2 separate regions of the Homo sapiens genome follow, and region 1 is linked to region 2. Evidence: read pairs that join two places in POLR2A ChIA-PET (ENCODE). Cell type or tissue: PC-9. All regions are shown on one strand. Each heading gives the region's core, and the rest is flanking DNA. Links, peaks and the distances in the headings are about the cores only. Region 1 has its middle 200 kb from the start of LINC00443. Region 2 overlaps LOC124903248 (translation initiation factor IF-2-like).

Region 1 (5,386 bases), core at 231-5,230, 55 kb before region 2:
CACCACTGAGTGGTATAGGAAAATATTCCCCTCTTCAGCAATGCACACGTTCTTCTGTACCAGAGGCTGAAGAAGCCACATCAGTACCTGCAGAGTTTCTTATGCTCTTCTAGGTAAGCTTTCATTTCAACCATATCTTTCCATTTCTGGCTATGTGGGAACCTAAATTATTTCTTGAACATGCTTCTTAAGGGATTACAGTTAACTTGATTCATATTAAAAGTCAGTAAAGAAACCTGGGGGAAGTCAGATGATCTTCAGATCTAGATGCCTTGGGTCCCAATCCTGGCTCTGGCCTTGCCTAATCTCTTCACTGGAGCAAGTTACCTAATCTCTTCATGCCACAGTTTCTGCATTTCTAAAATGAGGGTAATAGTATTCCCTACCTTTTCGGACTTTCCAAAGAGTAAATGAAAGCATTTATATGAGATTACATATATATGAGTTAGAATAGTGTTTAGCACACAGTGATCAATAAAACTTAATTACTAATGGTCTCTAACTTAACAATGGTTTGACTTAGGGTGGTGGGAAAGCAATATACATCCAGTAGAAACCATACTTTGAATTACCATATGACCATTTCATCTTTTACTTTCAGCATAGTAATTAATACATTACATGAGATATTCAACACTCTAACAGGCTTTGTGTTAGATAATTTTGCTGAACTGTAGGCTAAGGTAAGTGTTCTGAGCACATTTAAGGTAGGCTAGACTAAACTGTGATGTTTGGTCGGTTAGGTGTATTAAATGCATCTTGGATTGATCATATTTTCAACTTAGGATGGGTTTACTGGGATATAACAGTATTGTAAGTCAAGGAGCATTTGTATTATTCTATTTTTTTTCTTTTGAAATAACTCTAGACCTACAGAAAAATTGTAAAAACAGTACAGAGTCCCTGCATATCTTTCACTCAGTTTTTCTAATGCTAGCAACACTGCTCTGTTGCTATTAAGTAACCTACAGGCTTTACTCAGACTTTGGCAGCTTCCTCTGAAAGGGTCTCTCTTCACTCTACAATCCCTCTTTGCACTTAGTTGTCATACCTTGCTCACCTCTGGTCAATTAGGGTTCCTTAGTCTGCCTTTCTTTTATGACCTAGACACTTGAAAGTCAGTTATATTTGTAGAAAGTCTCTCGATTTGAGTTTGTGTGAGTTTTCATGATTAGATTGAGGTTGTACATTTTTGGAAAGACAACCGCAGAAGCATGAGTATGTCCTTCTGAATGCGTCGTGTCATGGAGCTCATAGTATGCTGAGATTGTGTCACTCTACTGGGGATGTGACCTTAATAAGGGGTTACAATCTGATTGAGTTTGGATGTTTGTCCCACCCAAGTTTCATTTTGAACTCTTATCCCCACTGCCAGAGGTAGGGCCTGGTAGGGGCCTGGTTTGGATATTGGGAGATGATCCCTCGTGGCTTGGTGCCAACTTCACGATAGTGAGTTCTTGCGAGAGCTGGTCATTTAAAAGTGTGACACCTCCTACCCCACACTGCTGTCTTCACGATAGTTTTTGCAAGATCTGGTCATTTACAAGGGTGACACCTCCCTCCCCACACTCACTGTCTCTTGCTCCTGCTTTCGCCATGTGATGTGCCTACTCCTGCTTCACCTGCGTGATTGGAAGCTTACTGAGGCCTCCCCAGAAGCAGATGCCACTTTGCTTCCTGTACAACCTATAGAACCATGAACCAATTAAATCTCTTTTCTTATAAATTACCAGCCTAGGCCGGGAGCAGTGGCTCATGCCTGTAATCCCAGTACTTTGAGAGGATGAAGCAGGTGGATCACAAAGTCAGGAGTTCCATACCAACCTGGCCAACATGATGAAACCCTGTCTCTACTAAAAATACAAAAATTAGCTGGACATGGTTGTGCGCACCTATAATCCCAGCTACTGGGGAGGCTGAGGCAGGAGAATCACTTGAACCTGGGAGGCGGAGGTTGTATTGAGCCAAGATCGTGCCATTGCACTCCAGCCTGGGCAACAGAGTAAGACTCCATCTCAAAAATAAATAAATAAAAATAAATCGCCAGCCTCAGGCATTTCTTCATAGCAATGCTAGAGCGACCTAATATACAACCCATCTGCCATCTTTCTCCACCCTAACAGTGCCATTTTTTTCTGTCTGAAATGAAAAAGTGTCTCATGTGTTGGAGAGAATGCATACATTCTGTTTTCCATATTTTTTTTCACAAACTAATTTTACTATTAATAACTTTTTATTTCTTGTTTCCTCATCCTTTTCTGAAACATGTATTTCACAATTGACTATGCCAGTTGACGCTTATGTGTATCATAGTAATTTTTAAACATGACTTTAAAAAGTCCCTCTCTCAAACAAGTAATTATACCCCAGAGAGAGGAGTCTAACTATGCTTAGACTCCAAGGGTTAGAGAAGCGCCAACTCTCTGACTTCACCAAGAGGCAGTGTGTGAGCTGAGTTAGACACAAGGCAGGGAAGGGCAGAGGACCTCTCCTGGGAGTGCAAAGGTGAATGTCTTCTGGCCTGAGAACACATGTTCACAAATGTCTATTATTGTGCTGAGCAGCTGATCAGAGCTGGGGTTAGGGACATTGATGCCTGGAAATCGTAGTTGAGCTGCACTATACTTCAGAAGTAGTCAAGAGAAGAGCACTTTGCTGGCCACAGTTGTCAGCAAAAGATTCTTCAATCAGATGTCACCATCTGGGAGTGAAGGAAAGGGTTTTTATCCTGCCTTCCTTACGGAAGTGCATTTGATTCATTGCTGCCACATCAGCAGATGAGTCAGCTCTCCTGGGTATCTCATGGCTATGCAGATCTTCTTGTTAAGTAAACCCGTTGATGCTTCAGACACAAATGGCAGAGTTAAAGTCACCAATAAAATGTTAAGTGAGCGTTTTAGAAAATTATTTGACTGTCTCTATCGGATCATGGTGTGAGCATTTGGGGCAATAGAGTGTAACAAATTATTGGAGAAAAAAGTATCTATCTATATATCTATTTATAAATTTCTTTTCAACATAACCCATATCCATGGACTCTACTTCAACTTCCTAGTTCACGTGAACATAAACCGATATGGCATCAATGCAGTTGGTGGGCTTGTGGTTCCCTTTTCTAACGGTATGGTGATTTCCATTGTCTTTCCCCCTGTCATTAGAGAAGGACCACTCCCATTTAAATGCTGGTGGACAGATTCATACATATTAGCTTCTGGACACCACAATAATTAAGACACCATCTGTCTCTGTTTAAATATGGTGCAGTTTGTACACAGAAAACCCTGGAATTATCTGTTCTTCTTTGAACAAAAAGAGTGGGTAGCACACAATCATGCCAAAACAAAATGAACAAGCATTTTGGGCAAATATGAGCCGTCCTATATCCAGTGCAGTTTCAACTCATGCCCATTATATATTTTAAGGTAGGGGAAAGGAGCCTATTTAATGTTGGATATCTTCTTTTTTTTTTTTTTTAATCCATGCATAATAGATGTACGTAGTTATGGAGTACATGTGATATTTTAATACATTCATATAATTTGTAAAGATCAAATCAATGTACTTCAGATATTCATCATTGCAAACATTTTTCTTTATGCTAGAACCATTAGAATTATTCTGGCTATTGTGAAACATACAAAACAGATTATTATAAACTATAGTTACCCTACTAATGCTGGAATATCTTTAACTTAGGGTACTGGCTAAAGTGGAAACAGTGAGGTGCTAACACAAGAACAGAGGTATCAGGAGAAAAGCTTCTACATCTCGTTGTATTTCTAGCCTTGGCTCTCAAGCCAGTACTAAGATAAAAAAAATTCGGTAGATGTTACATCAAGCACGATTTTCAACATAAAAGGAATTTAAGGGATAATTGTCATTCTCTTTACCACAGATGCAAGCAGACATTGACACATGCACAGACATGTATACATTTCACAGGAACTTTGGAACACGAAGACCAGAATGAGGACTGAAGAGATAAAATGAGAATTTCCTAGATTCAGCACATTCTTATGTAGAGGATTTCTAGCCAAATTCTGCAGCTCCGAAAGGGTCAGAATGTTTGGAGAAGATCCCAATAAACACGTCAACGTGAGGTCTTTTATTCTGTTCATTACCTCCAAACCTCCCAACGCTCACAGGTCCCCTCCATCACTAATCAGAACAAGGATTGCTTTTTGTCCCACAATCTTCCCATTACAAGCTAACCAATTAAAAGTGAAAAATTGTGCTTCAACTGTGAAAAGGTTCCAGCTCCTAAAGAAGATGAACTGGAACGAAAGGCCTCCTTTGTTCACTTTTCTTTTCTCTGGGAAAGCTACCTTTAAGGGCTGCAAGAATATAGCATGCAATTATTCTAAAAGGATATGCTTTGAGACTTTTAATTCATTTGAATCTTCCTTGTATTATGACAGTGATACTTCTTTTTAAGGCTTTCAGACAACGAGCTTAATTTTCATATTGATTCATTCAGGGACAAAACAAAACTTTGTATAAACTGAATGGAAAATGACTCTCTTGTGGTGAAGAATCTGTGCTTGCATTTAATTATAATGCATGGAAGTGTTTCTTACTAATTAAACATTTAAATGAAGAGGAGGTATAAATAGAAATTTAAAAAGGAGAGTGAGCACGACATAGTTCATCCATCCCAAGATGAAGGTCCTCAACAGTTCTTGTTTTTTAACATACCCAAAGCTGATGTGATTGTCTGGGGTTTTAAAAGTGTCTCTGAACATATTAGGGGAAATTTGTCACTGTATATGATGATTACTAAATTAGCAATATGATTCACTTACAGTCTTATCAAGGAGGGGTCTTCAAGTGCTTTATTATCTAATTAAACCTCACAACATGCTGCAATTTTATTAATACATAAAATGAGATACAGTACAGTTAGTGTCTGGCTTTATCGTATACAATGAGAAAAGGGATGAGAGTATAAATTTGAGATTGAACACACTTCAGCCACTGAACCATCCAGACTGCTGCCAGACACACATTTCTGTTCATTAGAAAATTTTGGCAAAACAGGAAAGTCTCTTCATATAGATACTCAGTTTTCAACTTCATAAAATAAAGTAGCTTTATCTTATAGAGTCATTGTGTGGATTATATACCATAAGACCTTATTTGTCCATGCCTTTCTCTTCTTGTCCTACATGTATTTCCAACCACACATTGAGCAGGAGGGAGTGATCACCTGCCTTTGGTGAAAAGAGGGATCTATGCTTTACTCTAGGAGAGAATGACATATAAATTATTTTTACTTTCTTCAGCACACAGTTATTCAGTACCTAAGTGCGGTGACACCTAGTGCAATCCAGCATGCTGTTTCACACTCATCCTCTTACCTCCTGGAGAACTTAGCATGACACTGTGA
Region 2 (5,386 bases), core at 264-5,263:
TGGACTGGGGGGTCATGAAACTTCTTGTTGGTTTTGCCCTAAATAGTGCTGTGGTTTAAGCAATATCTCAGCTTCTCTGAGTCTCTGTTTCTTCACGTATATGGTTAGATAATTAGTCTAAATGGCATTTCTTAAGTTCCATTTTGGGCCTAAAACTTTAGAAGAGTTTAGAAAAGAGCAGTAAAAATTACTTAGAGAAGGGATATGGCTATTCCCATCTGATTTTGGAAATGTTTTGTTTTTTTTTCCCCCTTAATGCCAAATATTTTTTATACATTATGGGCTAAAGACATCAAAGATACTACAATAAAAATAGACAAATTCAATAATTATTTCAGAAAATACGGTGATTTTAGCTGGTTTTAAATATTTGAATGTTATTTACAAACTTCGTAAAATTTCTTTTAACTTTCAACCTAAAATTACAAATCTAAGCCAATTCCTCATTTACACTTTTAAAAGTGTAATCCCAAGGCGAATCTTTTAGATTCTCTAGGATGCAAAATCCTTTTAAACATTATCATTATTTAAAATACCAAATAAGGCCGGGCGAGGTGGCTCACACCTGTAATCCTAGCACTTTGGGAGGCCAAGGCGGGCAGATCACTTGAGGTCGGGAGTTCGAGGCTGGCCTGGTCAACATGGCAAAACCTTGTCTCTACTAAAAATACAAAAAATTAGCCAGGTGTGGTGGCTCGTGCCTGTAGTCCCAGCTACTTGAGAGGCTGAGACTCAAGAATTGCTTAAACTCAGGAGGTGGAGGTTGCAGTGAGCTGACATCGCACCACTGCACTCCAGCCTGGGTGACAGAATAAGACTCCATCTCCAAAAAATATATATATCTACAGATTATTATTCTCAACACGAAAGTCTTCATACTATTTATGCCATCAATATACCTAATTTTAAGCCTCCTGGGTTATTTATAGTCACCTATTTATCCTTTACGGAAACAATTTTTTTATCCCAAGTAATTCAGGTTGCATCATTAATGAGCTGAGTTTGTGCATTCAGAAATTTTGGCGGGGGTATGAGATCCGGAGTGGAAATCCAGGGCAGTTTTTCTCAAAACCATGAAAGACAGACTGAATTTCGTTGATTGTCTCTAGGTCAAACTGGGCCCCAAGTCCAAACACTACAAGTGGGTTGGATTGCACTTTGATTTGTCTTCAGCTCCCCTGATTCAGAGCTCTAATTTGAGCCTGCAACTTCCACTTGGGCTATTTTACCCCTCGTTTAGAATCAATGAAGGCAATTGCTGTTTAGTTTCATTCTGATTTTTTTTTCATACTCATCTTACAGCTATTAAGTTATTGAATTGGATTCTGCCCAGCTCTTGTGTCTCCATCTGACTGTCACAACCATGGCTACTTATTCACTCTGATGACATTATGCATTTTTCCTTCAAACATACTATTTCATTTGAGCCCTACCCTTGCTGATGGGGAGGACAAATATATTCATGTTATGACTATTTTTGTCACGATTGTCCCTAACTGTTGAGTTTGAAGGATATCCCTAGAAACTAATATAGTAGCTACTTGATACATAACAGGTCTGTGTAAACTTGCTAAATGAGTATCAGCTCTGAATTGTTATTGTGCAATATCAGAGTTGTGTAGTTTAAAAAATCCTATCATTCATTTCTCCAATTCAGATAAATCTCCAAGAGCCCCTCAACTCATAGAATATTGAATCCTAAAATCACAATTAAGTGGGCACGGACCTTGAGGCAGTGCATTCTGTTGCCCCACTGACCAGCTGAGCAAGCACCCACGACTGTAATTCTCAGACTTGGATTCTTGCAGCCTCCAGCCCACAGGCTGGGCCTCTTCCTTACAGGCGGGCAGCAGCGGACCAGGAGCAGACCAGCACTGCAGCTCCCAGACAATAACAGACAGACGCGGGAGGAATTGCTTCTCCACTTTGCCCCCTCTAAGCACAACTCCCTTCTTCCTGAATCCGGACACCTGACTTCAAAGCCTCCACAACATAGTTCTATCTTCCTCCTCCCCTATGAGTTGAGCCTTTTCCAAGTAGCCTGGATGGGAGAGGCTTCTGAATTCCTGGAAACTTCTGTTTCGTGCCATGCGTAAGGGTGTGTGTGCGCACGCCTGCACGCACACACACACACACAGAGCAAGGAGACACACGTCCTTACTAATTTGTTGCAGTGGAGAGGAAAATGGCAATAGGTTAAAGAAAGAAACAGGAGTTGATAAGTCAACACATTATCTTTCAATACGTATTTTGAATTAGTAATTATAATAATAAAATACTTATTTAGTGATATATACTTTACAAAATGCTTTCATGTATACATATTTAAATGATGGCCATGCTCAGGACTCACCTTAGATGAACTGAATTAGTCTCTAGAGGTGGCCCAGGGCTATTTCTTTTTAGAGTTTTCTAAAGGATTTTAACATGCAAGCAGGAATGAGTAACAGAACTGAAAACACTGCTTTTCTGATTTCCAGTGCCATGCTTTTAACATGGTATCGCAGTAATCACTGGCATGTGGTTAATAAGGACATTAATTCTTGCTGCTCTGTGAGGTAGACGGAAAATGGTTTCTCCAGGCATTTCTGGGAGTCCGCCGCCATTCAGGGAAGGGATTCTCCGAAAGCAGCGCGGCAGCAGGGAGCAGGCGGCGGGGCACAGAGCGCGGGTGCTTCTCTAGGTCCTGCAGATGCAGTTTCTCTTGACTCAGTGCAGATACTGCAGTCAGAAGTGTTCCTAAATGGATGATATCATGAGCTGCAGGGAATTTACAGTCCCTCGGCATAAACCCTACTCACCAGACCCCACAGTGTTTGAAATGTGGCCTGGGTAGCAGGTAAAGGGCTCAACAATCATGCTTTTGTGTAGGGAACTGGCAAGAGTGTGCCCCAGACGTGATGAATCATGTTCTTAGGAGGACAGCAAGATTTGGGGTTTCTTTCTCCAATGGGTTTTCTTTCTTTGTCATCATCAGTCATTATTTACATCACCTTTTTCCCTCTTGCATCTATTTTGTCTGTGGGGACAGACACAGAGAAAAGCTGTGACTTCTTGCTGTGCTCTTGCTGCTCAGTTTACAATGTAGCTTCTTGGGGAGGACTAAGGTGAGCAGGCAGCCTTCTGGAAAGGACAGTCTTCCTACTGAGGGCTCTAGGAGTTTTATTTGGGTGATACTGATTCCCCTCTATCAGTCAGTTGGAAAATATATTTGAAAATGCAGTTGAAGTCGTTTTAAATGCACCTGCTTTATTGGGTGGAGGGTGGAAATCTTATTTACACAAGAGCTACGTCAAATGATTAGGGGAGAAAATCATTAAAATATGTGCGTTAAATTCTTGTCAGCTTTGGTTTTAAAAACGTATGTTTTGTGTAAAATGATAGCGCTTCTGTCACTGAGGATGGAAAAATCTGAAGATTAAGGGAGTTAATAAGCCATTGTTTGTAAAACAAAGATTTGATCAGGAAAGAGAGTGAAACTTGGAAGGAGTTGTCTCAAAAAGAAAAAAGAAAGAAAGAAAAAAAAAACAACAGCAAGTGAAGAAAACGCCTTGATGCAGCAAGAGTGGAGGGTCTTTCCAGACTGGGAGATAAAAGACAGGCTGGTTTCTTATTACTGTAATTGCTTCCTGCCTGTTTGGGTCCCTGGTAGAGAGTGGAAGCCAAGAGATCAGAGAGAAGAGAAAAAACATTCTAGAACGATAAGGAGAGGAACACTGCAAGGTCTACCATTTAATTAGTGCAAGCGGCCTCAATAGCTGAGTGGACCTAGGGTGGCTGATATGGAGGAGAAAACCTTGGCAGATATGAGACCCTAGAAGGCCTACGGTGACAAGGTGGCCCATTGTCCCATGGCTGAAGGTCCTGAGACGCAGTGAGCCCTGGAAGGGATGGAACCTTTAAATCCGACTTCACAACAGGTTAGGAAGTTGCTTTCTAGGAAAGGATAGGGAAAATGGTGATGATTTCATGAAGCTACATGCTAGAGTTATACTCTAGTTATATGCCAAGGCTGAAAAAAGCATTTAAACAATTATAGTCTTTAAATGAATTTTTATGGAGGCTTCTTTTATTTATATCCTATTTATTATATTATGTGCAAAAGATTAGTGAGTAAAGAGCTGTGCTTGTTTGTTTATTTCTCACCAACTAGTTAAAACTTGGTAGTTCAGGTCACTCAAATGAAGCGTCTACCTGTGATCCTCCCGGGAAAGTCTGTTCTTTGGTGAGGACCTGCTAACTCTTCGGAGTTAAAACCATGACTTTAGCTGTAATGTGGCCATTCCAAATGTCCTCTTGCAGGGTTACAAAGCCTTTTATTCACTGAACCAATAATTGAGTGTCCTGTGTGCCAGGCACTTGCAAAGAACTGAAGTTTAAGACATACAGAACATTCTGCCCTTTGGAAGCTCCAGTCTAGGAGAGAAATCTAAACTTGAAGTGCTGTAGAAAGGGTCAACTCCAGATACTATTTTAGAAATAAATGGTTTGTGGTCTGGCCTGAGACAAAGATGGAAGTTATGGGAAGAGACATGGGCTGCTATCCTCACCAAAGTAAATTTAGGTACAGATTTTCAGATTACTTTACAGTTGTATAGGTTTTCAGGAAAAAATCCTCTCAAGCCCATGTGTGTGTAAAGAAGGTGAGTTTTAGAGACACAAAAACTTAGGTTTCAGTCCACGCTCAGGACTAAGACCCACCTGGAGCTGGCAAGTTGTTTACCTTCTGAGCTGCAGACAGAAGTTCACATCTGTTATACAGACACGATGGTATCCAACTCATCTGACATTATGAGGAAGCAATGAGATGATTTGGGTAAAGCAGTTGGCATCTAGAAAGGGATTAATAATTTGTAGCTCTTCTTATTATAATGTCAAGAGTGGAACTCCAGAAATATCTTTTACTTCAGAGCCCGAACATCTCCATCTGGAGACAGAAAGGCTCCCGATGTGTCTTGCTAACTTCAGAGATGTGCTTCCTCCCAGCCTCCCCTGTGCATTGCCATCAGCATGATCCGTCTGAAACCCAGAGCTGAAATGCTTCCCTATTTCAACCCTTCAGTGAGTCTATTGCCTAAAAATGAAGTCCCTCTTTCCTGCTTGATACACAAGGTCACCCAAGTTTGATGGGATCTATTTCCCCCATCTTGTCTCCTACCTCCCTCCTACCTCTTAGGACTTTTTCCTTCACCAACTAAGCAAGGCCGGGACACTGAACACAGCGCAGCCCTCTTCCTCTGTGCTTCATCTTCCCTTGGCATGCCGCTTCACCTTGACTTTCTGTAAACATCTTTTAATACATCAGGCATTTATGGAAAAATTCCCTGGCTGTAACCTTCCATGATAACATGACTGTGCTCTGTACCTACTGCACACAATTGCTTGT

What was found. Peaks named below come from ENCODE experiments on the same cell type or tissue, not always from the same donor. Only the 100,000 strongest peaks of a DNase experiment are listed, where the experiment ranks them.
Region 1: POLR2A ChIA-PET joins it to region 2 with 7 read pairs; 4 of 35 experiments call an interaction of 5 or more read pairs at or near these places.

Annotation. Positions count from the first base shown.
Region 1 is chr13:106,848,688-106,854,073 of GRCh38, forward strand. No RefSeq gene overlaps it. Among named protein-coding and RNA genes, the nearest start is that of LINC00443, 200 kb to the left of the region's middle. In PC-9, for the core only: no CTCF peak of the experiment used is centred there; a DNase peak (open chromatin) is centred at 2,784.
Region 2 is chr13:106,903,985-106,909,370 of GRCh38, forward strand. It overlaps LOC124903248 (translation initiation factor IF-2-like), which reads right to left. Exons shown (of 2, transcript XR_007063941.1): 2 at 1-2,739. Among named protein-coding and RNA genes, the nearest start is that of LINC00443, 250 kb to the left of the region's middle. In PC-9, for the core only: no CTCF peak of the experiment used is centred there; no DNase peak of the experiment used is centred there.